3 separate regions of the Homo sapiens genome follow, and regions 1 and 2 are each linked to region 3. A link is a contact called in ENCODE Hi-C or POLR2A ChIA-PET data. All regions are on one chromosome and are shown on one strand. Each heading gives the region's core, a stretch centred on a gene start or an enhancer-like site at or near the end of the contact. The rest is flanking DNA. Distances are from core to core; before and after follow the strand shown.

Region 1 (3,438 bases), core at 618-3,117, 2.8 Mb after region 3:
CTGTGTTGTTAGGATCCCTTCCAGGGGCAAATCTGATCATCCTAAGAAGTGGGGGAAGGTGGGAGGAGACTTGAAGGAGGAGAGGTGGAAAAGGAAAGTAGAGAGAACTAAGGAAGAGGATGGAAGAGACTGGAAAAAAGGCGGGTTTAGTAAGCTAGGAGGAAAGAGCCTAGAAGAGAGAGGAAGCTGGAGGGCTAGAAGGCAAAGATGAGAGACGAAAACAGGTAGAAAGGAGAGGAGGGGACAGGGAAGTAGAAGAGGGGGTTGCATCCCCATTTCCAGGTTCAGGGAGGACTGGGTAACCAGTGGTTTCCCAGGGGCCTCTCAGTTCACGTTTCTCATAATATCCCTCTCCCAGAGATGAGGGAGAGGATGGGATGACAACTCCCCAGGTCTCCCCAAACCCAGTAACCCCAAGTCCTCCTGTTGCACGTTCAGCCTCTCACCTCTCCCAGGCCTCTCAGAGGGATGGAAAATGGAGAGGTCCCTTCTCTGGACGTTTCTGCTCCAAGACCTTCATGCCCCTCTTTCCTCCAGTGCCCACTTACCCCAGCTCTTTTCTCCTCAAGGCAGAATCCTTACCCCTCCTGCTCAGGTTCCTCCAATAGGCCTTTCTCTAGCCCAAGAGAGAAAGGTCCTCTGGAGTGAGTGGGCACCGCTTTCCTCTGCATCCCCTTGCAGAGTGACCAGCCTCCTGGCATGGCCCTGGCTAGAAATATCCAACCCCTCTTCTTCCCCAGCCATCAGGAGGACACATTTCTCCCCACCCCAACCCATAACAAGGCTGGGTCGATTGGCTTGACCAGGACAGGGGCACCTTTTGTCTTCAGCCCCTTGAAGGGGAAGGGAGGGAGGAGCCACGGCGTGAGGGGCGGGGCCAGTGTTACCTCCCAAACTCAGAAGGGAAGCGCAAGGTCTGGGATCCTCGTCCGCCCGCTTGGTGGCCTAAACTCGCTTATCTCAACCCCTATCTGCCCGAGTCCTCTGATTGTGGGACCACAGGATCGAAAGTTAAAACAGCTTCTCTGAGTTGCCCAATGCGTGAATGTGGCGGTGGGGGCAGGCGGGGAGGTGGAGCCAGTTCAGCACGAGGAGGGTTAACTCGGCGCCGCCGCTGGGAAATCTCAGCGTCTACAGCAGCCAAGCGTGGAGCAGTTTTGAGGGGGAAATTCCCCCTCGTCTGGGCCACCATGAGGTCTACATCTGGGGCTTGCTCACGCCCCAGCCACACCCTTGAACAGGAACCTTTAGTGGAGGGCAGGATAGGGGTTTAACAAGGATCCACTGCCCTCTGGCATCAACCTTCCAGGGAGGGGCGGCCACTTCCCCCGACTCAGGGCAGAGGGGCACTCCTTCACCTCCTTTCCCTGACTTTCCATGGCCCTGGGGGTGCAGGGGTGAGGCTGTGAAAACGTGACCCATGGGGGAGGGGAGTACTGAGGCCTGGACCCTCCCAGATTCCTCCAGGAGTTCGAAACTGCTAAAACCCAGTGCCACCAGCCACCAACACTAGCTGAAACCATCTCTTGGGGACCATCCACCCAGCCAGGGGAGGATCCCGAGAGCTCCCCCCACGAATCCACCCCCATGCACTCATAGAGGCCCCCGCACCCACCTCGGAGGCAACCCCTCACCTCGGCAACCCCTCTGCTGTCTTCTCCCTTTCTCAGCGGGCACTTCCAGGCCCCATAGGTCTGTAGCTCTGTCCAGCGAGTTCAAGGCTGGCCCTGCTAGCACCTCCCCCCTTCCACCACCACCACCAAAAAGAAAAATAAGATAAAGCACACACATACATACACACACACACACACACACACACACACACTCCTCTCCCGTCCTCCCTCTTCAGTGTAAGCAGTGGCTGCCCCAGCCCGCTGTTTCCGGCTTCTCCTTCTACCCAGGTCCCTCCCTGGAGCTCTGACGACACAGAGAAGAGAAAGTGGGCTGGAGGAGGAAGAGGAAGAAAGTGGGGTGAATATGTGTGCCTCCTGTGCCGAGTGGGGGAACACGTGGGGGATCAGGACTGGGGTCCAGGCCTTGGAGCCAGGCTTGGGGGGAGGCTGACCCCCACTTACTCTGTCCCCCTCAAAAGCATCAGCTTTTCTCCAGAAAGTCACCCAATATCAAACAGAGATTTGCCACCCCTAACTGCCTGGCTCCCAAACTCAAACTCTGCCAAGGGCTGGGGTTTGGACCCACAAGGGACTGGGCTCCCCAGGGCCTCAGGAAAAGTAAATCCCTCTGGACTCTGCGCTCCCTCCAGTGGAGGACCCTAAAAAGCCGCCAGGGAGCTCGATGCCAGCCAACTCCTAGGTCCCCCTCCCTTCCGGCAGGGAACGCCTTAGAGGTCGGTCTCGTGACCACTGACGGGAGGGAGTGGGGGAGGGGAACCCTCAGCTCAGAATTCTGGAAGACTCTAGGAGTCCCTTGGACTGAAGCTGGTCTTTGCTCTCTCCTCACAGGGCACCCCTCCTGAGACTGTGGTGGGAACCAGCACAAGCCGGAGCTGCTGCCTGCAGATTCACAAGGGGCAAGTTTGAATACGAATCTGCTGTGTTCCTATCTGCCAAGTTCCTATATGTTTCTGGGGTAAACACTGAGACACGCCAAGAAACAAACACACACATGCACAACTTCCCTGACCACAAGACTACACACACACACACACACACACACACACACACGTGCAGGCAGGCTCACAAACAGAGCCCATTGCAATCACAACACCACACACACACACACACACACACACACACACACACACACACAGTCTTGCTCAACTTCTGAGTCATCAACATAACTAGTGGAGGGTTCTGCAGTTTTTGCTGGGGGAGGAGCTGGAGGAGACCAAGGGATCCAGAGAGGCCTTTACTCCCGGACACCTGAGAGCCCCGGTGTGTGGAAGAGGTGGTGTCTGAGGGGCGGTGGGAGGAAGTTTCTACTCCCCTCCTCCCTCCCATAGCAGGGGCTGGGCTGAGGGGCCAAAGCTAGGCCTATGCTGCCCCCTGGTGCCTGAATTGATTTCCAGAACCAGCTCCTCCTCCTCCATCCCTTGCTACCCCGCAGGTCTGTACATGAGTGCACGTGTGTGGACCCAGCCAGGCAGCAGAGGGTTTGAACACAGCAAAATATAGCAGTTAAAAGACTGGACTGTGGATACAGGCTGCTTGGGTTCAAATCCTGCTAATGCTGCTAACCACACAACCCTGAGCAATTTACTCTGTGATTCATTCTCGTCATCTGTAAAATGGAGCAAATAAGTCTTAACCCATAATGTGAGAATAAAATGCAGTAAAACATCTGAAGGCTTAGAACAATGCCTGACACACAGTAACTGTCAGGCACTATTTTTATGGTTCATAATAAACCAGGTATGAGGAAAGGAGAAGGGTCTCCATCCTACATAGAAGTCCCCAGATTTGGGGGTCATGTTACTGC
Region 2 (3,586 bases), core at 916-3,415, 2.4 Mb after region 3:
TACCCCTTAATAACATACCAATTTTGCCACCCTTGGCATAGGGAGCTAGCAGATCGACAACCTTGATACCAGTCACCAGAATTTCCTGCTCAACACTCATTTCCATGAACTCTGGAGCCTCAGCATGAATGGGAGCAAATCTGTAAAGGTAGAAGAGAGGATAGTATCTATTCACCTTGTTGAAAGCAAATGATAATCTTATATATCCCTCCCTATCAACTCTCAAGTCCATCCCTTTACCTGAGGAACCACAGTCTTACCTCCCCTTTCTTACATAAATCAGATAAACTATCATCTAGGATCTAACCCAACTTTCTGCAATAAAGAAAATTATTATCTTAGGAAACAATAATCCCATTCCCTGACTTTAACTGTCATAAATTTTTCATTTTACTGAGCCTTAACCTAACAGCATTCCCTCACATAGCAATAGCAAATACAAAAACCTACAAGTTTTGGAGACTCCTAAACCTAAGCCATAAGACCGAGTCTTAAAAATACTCAACTAGCCAGGCGCAGTGGCTCATGCCTGTTATCCCAGCACTTTGGGGGGCCGAGGTGGGGGGGGAATCACCCAAAATCAGGAGTTCGAGACCAGCCTGGCCAACATGGTGAAACCCCATCTGTACTAAAAATACAAAAATTAGCCGGGCATGATGGCATGCACCTGTAATCCCAGCTACTCAGGAGGCTGAGACAGGAGAATCACTTGAACCCAGGAGGTGGAGGTTGCAGTGAGTCGAGAGCGAAACTCCCTCTCAAAAAAAAAAACCTCAAGTAGTAGGCTTTTGTCAATCAGAAATTCTGCATCCTAATTTCTTCAGGTGAAACTGCACTGTGTGATTTTAATAATCGAACGTATCAGAAGAAAAATTCTGCTTTAGGAGAACATGTCACCTTAATGTGTAAAACTGCAAATAACAGAAGTTCCTTTGTGCATAGATGCAATAAGAGCAACTTACTGTTTGGTTTTGATGGGACCTCTTTCATCAATAGGTTCTCCAATGACATTCATGATTCTGCCCAAAGTCTCAGGACCAACAGGAATTTTGATTGGTGCACCAGAATCCAGTACTTTCTGGCCTCTAACCAAGCCTTCTGTACCATCCATAGCAATAGTCCTTACTGTGCTCTCACCTGTTAGATACAGGCATCGCAGGGTTATACATAAGGATAAATTGGTATCAAGACCTAAATCGACCAAGACTCCTTCTCAGTACCTAAATGTGGCTTCAGCAAACTCAGAAGAACGAAAGTCATTTTGATAAAATCATCATAGAAGGCAGACAGCTTGGTTTTGGGGATATTTGGGCTACACAAGGTCTTTACTATTCCTAACAAACTCTACTTACCCAAATGCTGGGCCACCTCCAAAACCAGTCTGGTCTCCCTGCCTTGCACTTCCAGGGCATTTAGAATTGGTGGTAGTCCCTCATCAAACTGGACGTCCACCACTGCGCCAATGACCGCCACGATGCGCCCGGTGGCGGCGCCTGCTTTTGGCGAAGGAGATGTTTGCGCCGCATAGTCCCTGACTAACAGACAAAAGATATTGGAAGGAGCTGGGGTCAGGCCAGTTAAAGGTCATCGGAAGCCAGGACTTAACACACAAGGAGAGGAAAACTCAGCCGAAGTCAGGCCTCTTTCCGCTTGTACGGAACGCGTGTCCAAGAGGGAAGGCCGCGCAGCGATCGATAAAGCGCCTGCACAGCCTTCCCATCCGCATGCACAAGACCCCATTTTTCGAGAGTTCAGTACCCCTATTCAACCGGAAGGTCAACGCACCTGCCCGCACCTTTTCCGTCACACAAAGGACTTTATACAAAATGGGACAGAGCTGGGTCGAAGAAACCTCCTATGGGTGTCCCATTCTTGTTCTCCAGCCATTAGAGAGCAAGACGCGGCTCCAGGCATCCTTTTAACACCACGGATCCCTTAGGCCCGAGCTACCATCGTTCCCCGGCTCAAGGTCATGGGGCGGCAAAATGGAACGTTAGCTCCTAGAGAAAAGCACTTACCAGGATGGACCGCCGTCGGAGCGGCCCGCAGTAAGAGCTGAGCTGGGGGCAGCGACGCTGAAGGGGTGAGTCTCCGCAAGGCCCCGGAGGCCGGAGCAGCGGCCACCCGACCCACAAACCCCAACATGGCGTAGTCCGGGTGGAGACTGAAGGCTGCAGCAACCGCAGCCGCCTGCTCTCCTGCCGTTGAGGCGAGGCCTACGCTGCAGTAGGCAGGTCCATTGGGTGAACTGGCTGCTCATCATTCTCTGTGCTGCTTCTACAGGTTAATACACGCTGATCTTCTCATCCATTGGTCAAAACTGGTGCTAATCTGAAACTCCTTTTTTTATTGGACAGTGTGAGGTTAGAGGGCGTCACTCTGAGCCTCAAAACTTAATTGGATCATAGCGACGTCCGTTGGACAGGGTAATCAGAGGAACTACGTTTAGGAAAGGGGCCGAGTTCCTGTTGAAAGTGCGTGGCCTGTCTTTGCCTGTCCTTGGGCTTTCTCCTTAGATAGGTCCTTGATCTAGGTGACAGCCATAGGGGCGGTGGTTAGGGAAGTGGTAGTGCGGTGAAGCACCACTGAAGGTGAGCGTGGCGAAGTCAGGAGCCCTCTTTAGAGCCAAAATAAGGTTTTTCTCTCGAAGTAGTGAGATTGCAAGCTCCCAGGCGATTGCACAGATTAGCAACCTAGACAGGATCTTTATCATTTAAACCTATTAAAATGAAATAAACTAATGTAACCAGTACTTTAGCAGGGCATTGAGGAGACTCAATAATAAGATAAATAAGACTAAGAACCTTCCTTTTAAGGTCCAGGTGAACAAACAATGCAATAATGTGATGGTTCCTGGTTAGCATAAACTGGGTGCACGAAAGACGAGGGGATAAAATTGGGTCACCTAGAGATACAGAATTGTCCACCTTGAAGGAAGCTGAGAGACCTCAGCTATGAAATGTGAATAGAAATTCTTAGGGTAGGCTGGGAGCGGTGGCTCACGCCTGTAATCCCAGTACTTTCGGAGGCCGAGGCAGGTGGATCACCTGAGGTCAGGAGTTCGAGACCAGCCTAGCTAACATGGTGAAACCCCGTCTCTACTAAAAATACAAAAATTAGCTGGGCGCGGTGGCTCACGCCTGTAATCCCAGCACTATGGGAGGCCAAGGCGGGCGGATCACGAGGTCAGGAGATCGAGACCATCCTGACTAACACAGTGAAACCCGGTCTCTACTAACAATACAAAAAATTAGCCGGGCGTGGTGGCGGGCGCCTGTAGTCCCAGCTACTTGGGAGGCTGAGGCAGGAGAATGGCGTAAATCCGAGAGGCGGAGCTTGCAGTGAGCCGAGATAGCGCCACTGCACTCCAGCTTGGGCGACAGAGTGAGACTCTCTAAAAAAATAAAATAAATATATAAAATAAAATAGGCTGGGCACGGTGGCTCACGCCTGTAATCCCAGCACTCTGGGAGGCCGAGGTGGGCAGATCATGAGGTCAAGCGATCTAGACCATCCTGGCCAACATGGTGAAACCCCGTCTCTACTAAAAATACAAAAATTAGCTGGGCGTGGTGGCGGGCGCCTG
Region 3 (3,737 bases), core at 394-2,893:
CTACTGTGTCCCTAGGATTGACACTTTGGTGTGTAGCTTTCCAAAACTTTTCTGTGGACCTACAAACATATTTGTCAGTAGAAATATGCACTATCAGGAAGGAGATATTTCTTGAACGCCTTTCCATGACAGTACATAGAGATTTCTCCCATTCGTTCTAACATTTTAACAGTCTTCCTAAAGAAGCGACTTCTGAAAGTATTATTTAAAAACAAACAAACAAAAAAAAACAACTCCTGTTCCCCAAACCTCAAGTGGTGAGGGGGCGGGGGAAAAATGCTCAAGTCGAGGAATACAGGAGCAAACTTACGCTTTCAAGGAGGTGTATGGGACTGAGGCCTAAAGGCTTCGTTAGAGAAGTCATCGTGGATAAAACATCCACCCTCACACGCCATTACAGGCACCGACTCCCCTTCCTCACAACCCCAAATCGAAGACCTCCCTCTTTTGGAGAGCCGATTGGACGACTGGTCCCAGCGCTTTCCTTAGGCTGTCCGTCTACTGGTTCCAGATTCGTTCCATCCGTTTAACCGCCCGATCCCGCATTCCCCATTGGAGTCAAACCGCTGCCTCCTGGAGAAGCCCAACCTACCGCGCGCTTCCTGCTCACTGGCTCAGTGAGACGCTGCTCAGAAGGGGAAAACCCGTCTCCCACATTCCGATGGCCCAAGGGCCGATCAGTCGGCAGCTCAAGGCAGACCCAATTGGCCTATACACAAGCCAGTCAAAGTCTTCGGCTGCACAGCTCCAAAGAACCTACGGGGATTAAAACATCCCGCCCCCTGTTCTTCTATTGGTTGGCCCGACCCACCGCTGCCCCTTCACTATCCCCCCACCCCGCCGTCCATTCATTTCACACAATAACGGGCCCAAATGGAGTCAGTTCAAGACCTACTATGGGTAGATAAGACTGTCTGCCACTTACCCGGGATTGAGAGTGATCACTCACGCTAACGTCTGCCCTGTTCCTGTATGGTGAGGCCGCACCACAAGCCACCACCGCCGCCGCCTTCTGCGCAACGCCAACCGCCCGCCAAAACGGATCCTTCCCTGCGCCTGCGCAACCAATCCTGGGACCGGACCTTTTTTCTCCGCCCACTACGCATGCGCAAAGCTAGGACAAACTCCCGCCAACACGCAGGCGCCGTAGGTTCACTGCCTACTCCTGCCCGCCATTTCACGTGTTCTCAGAGGCAGGTGGAACTTCTTAATGCGCCTGCGCAAAACTCGCCATTTTACTACACGTGCGGTCAACAAGAGTTCATTGCAAAAAAATTGTTACCTCCTGGCTGCTTGTCTAATACATAGTGTTAATCATGCTTTGCCAAGCGACTTGACTGTAATATTTGCGCGTGGAAGATTAAAAAGATGTTAAACACCCAAGGTAGATTCAAATGTGAATGATTGGTCGGTTGGCCAATCAGACTGGTTAACAATAACATTACTCGGGAACCAATGGACTCCAAGGGGTGGAGACGGCGTAGAACGACCGAAGGAATGACGTTACACAGCAATGTGGCACCACAGGCCAATAGCAGGGGGAAGCGATTTCAAGTATCCAATCAGAGCTGTTCCAGGGCGGAGTCTACCAATGCCGAAAGCGAGGAGGCGGGGTAAAAAAGAGAGGGCGAAGGTAGGCTGGCAGATACGTTCGTCAGCTTGCTCCTTTCTGCCCGTGGACGCCGCCGAAGAAGCATCGTTAAAGTCTCTCTTCACCCTGCCGTCATGTCTAAGTCAGAGGTGAGTTAGGCGCGCTTTCCCACTTGAATTTTTTCCTCTCCCTTTCCTGAATCGGTAAGATGCTGCTGGGTTTCGTTCCTTGCACCAGCCCATTCTACAGTTCCTTCGGTCGCTGCCACGGCCTACCCCTCCCAAAGTTCAAGTCGCCATTTTGTCCTCTTGATCGCCATGAGGCCGCTCTCCGCCAACCATGAGTTATCATGCGGGACTCGTTACTCGTAGCAAAATTCTTAGGCACACAGGATCTTTGTCTTTTTTTAAACCTTGCCTTGGTGAGCGAGTTTTCTAAAGAGCGATTAGTCCCATTGTGGAGATGCACCCCTACCGCCCAAGCCTTTGTTGCGCGTGCGTCGGAAGGCGACTAGGGACGCATGCGCTTGCGATTTCCTAGCACTCCCAACTCCAGCATACGGCCTCCCTTGATAGGCAGAAGCACGTGTCTTGTTGCGACCTGAACGAACAATAAGTGCTAGGTACACAGTTGGTGTCTAGTTTTTCTTTTCCTCGATGGAAATTGTTTCGTGTTGTAGCCCATTTAACACTTCCCCCTCCCCCCACTCTAGTCTCCTAAAGAGCCCGAACAGCTGAGGAAGCTCTTCATTGGAGGGTTGAGCTTTGAAACAACTGATGAGAGCCTGAGGAGCCATTTTGAGCAATGGGGAACGCTCACGGACTGTGTGGTAAGATTTGGAAGGGACAAAGCAGTAAAACAGCCGATTTCCTTGGCTTATCTTGGTGCAGTCTTCTCCGAATGCTTATGAAAGTAGTTAATAGCATTATAGTTAGAGCTTTGTTGGCAAAGGAACGTCCTGCTTTGATTTTAAAAGCTACCTCTTAAATCTAGGGTAGTGGGAAACTGGACGACTTTTTATAAAAGGCTGGTGTAAAGTTTCCTATTGCCCTATTCAAAGTTAAAATGACAAAAGCTTTTGCGGTCAGACTTTGTGTTACATAAATTAACACTGTTCTCAGGTAATGAGAGATCCAAACACCAAGCGCTCCAGGGGCTTTGGGTTTGTCACATATGCCACTGTGGAGGAGGTGGATGCAGCTATGAATGCAAGGCCACACAAGGTGGATGGAAGAGTTGTGGAACCAAAGAGAGCTGTCTCCAGAGAAGTGAGTGGGTTTTTTTTCTTCTTCTTCTTAAACTTACTTGGATATGTGCTGCTATGGACTTAAGATTCGGGAGTTTTCTAAACTTACCAAAATTTTTTATTCGAGTATAGGCTTTGCTAATCTAAACCTATGGTTTTTCTCCTATTAGGATTCTCAAAGACCAGGTGCCCACTTAACTGTGAAAAAGATATTTGTTGGTGGCATTAAAGAAGACACTGAAGAACATCACCTAAGAGATTATTTTGAACAGTATGGAAAAATTGAAGTGATTGAAATCATGACTGACCGAGGCAGTGGCAAGAAAAGGGGCTTTGCCTTTGTAACCTTTGACGACCATGACTCCGTGGATAAGATTGTCAGTAAGTATCAGATAGTGGCATTTAGTAAGGGTTCCACAATCTGTATGGCATTCTAAACCCTGATACCATGTTGTATCTATGTTTTTTTTTTAGTTCAGAAATACCATACTGTGAATGGCCACAACTGTGAAGTTAGAAAAGCCCTGTCAAAGCAAGAGATGGCTAGTGCTTCATCCAGCCAAAGAGGTATGCTTGTTGCTTAATTAAACCTTAAAGGTAACTTTGAGTTACTCCAGTATGAATGATTTAATGCTTAAACTTCATGTCTTAAGGTCGAAGTGGTTCTGGAAACTTTGGTGGTGGTCGTGGAGGTGGTTTCGGTGGGAATGACAACTTCGGTCGTGGAGGAAACTTCAGTGGTCGTGGTATGTATGGTTTATCTACATGTAGTTCTGACTTCTCACCATCTTTGCTATGAAGATTTTACAGTACGGGAACTGCATTCAGAATGTCACTTTAAGTCCAAGTCATACTTAAAACTTGAAACTTTTTCTTACAGGTGGCTTTGGTGGCAGCCGT

Evidence for each region. Hi-C counts contacts between places; a loop is a spot of excess contacts on that map. ChIA-PET counts read pairs that join two places held with the same protein, here RNA polymerase II (POLR2A). Pooled maps may share reads with other maps.
Region 1: a loop to region 3 is called in a map of naive thymus-derived CD4-positive, alpha-beta T cell, with 17 times the contacts of the local background. The contact joins the promoter of STAT6 here to the promoter of HNRNPA1 in region 3. A Hi-C loop is called at or near these places in 1 of 168 maps with a recorded cell type or tissue (naive thymus-derived CD4-positive, alpha-beta T cell) and 1 of 50 pooled maps. POLR2A ChIA-PET finds 5 or more read pairs at or near these places in 1 of 52 experiments (naive thymus-derived CD8-positive, alpha-beta T cell).
Region 2: a pooled map shows a loop between it and region 3 (1.9-fold over the local background). The contact joins the promoter of ATP5F1B here to the promoter of HNRNPA1 in region 3. A Hi-C loop is called at or near these places in 1 of 37 single-sample maps with no recorded cell type and 8 of 50 pooled maps. POLR2A ChIA-PET finds 5 or more read pairs at or near these places in 1 of 52 experiments (activated CD4-positive, alpha-beta T cell).

Annotation. Positions count from the first base shown.
Region 1 is chr12:57,109,495-57,112,932 of GRCh38, forward strand. STAT6 (signal transducer and activator of transcription 6) reads right to left here and starts at 1,868. Exons shown (of 22, transcript NM_003153.5): 1 at 1,635-1,868. LOC124902946 (a long non-coding RNA gene) reads left to right here and starts at 1,228. Exons shown (of 2, transcript XR_007063334.1): 1 at 1,228-2,347; 2 at 2,463-3,385. RefSeq lists enhancers at 994-1,941, 1,942-2,887 and a silencer at 2,927-3,086.
Region 2 is chr12:56,643,819-56,647,404 of GRCh38, forward strand. ATP5F1B (ATP synthase F1 subunit beta) reads right to left here and starts at 2,166. Exons shown (of 10, transcript NM_001686.4): 1 at 2,019-2,166; 2 at 1,353-1,535; 3 at 963-1,137; 4 at 19-140. The coding sequence starts at 2,145. It overlaps SNORD59A (small nucleolar RNA, C/D box 59A), which reads right to left and starts at 1,283; the gene lies at 1,209-1,283. RefSeq lists enhancers at 1,264-1,974, 1,924-2,253, 1,975-2,683.
Region 3 is chr12:54,279,083-54,282,819 of GRCh38, forward strand. It overlaps HNRNPA1 (heterogeneous nuclear ribonucleoprotein A1), which reads left to right and starts at 1,644. Exons shown (of 11, transcript NM_031157.4): 1 at 1,644-1,740; 2 at 2,304-2,420; 3 at 2,713-2,859; 4 at 3,008-3,218; 5 at 3,312-3,404; 6 at 3,491-3,583; 7 at 3,718-3,737. The coding sequence starts at 1,726. CBX5 (chromobox 5) reads right to left here and starts at 1,040. Exons shown (of 5, transcript NM_012117.3): 1 at 926-1,040. RefSeq lists enhancers at 403-492, 645-1,404, 923-972, 1,263-1,352, 1,363-1,422 and 1 more and a cis regulatory region at 439-2,739.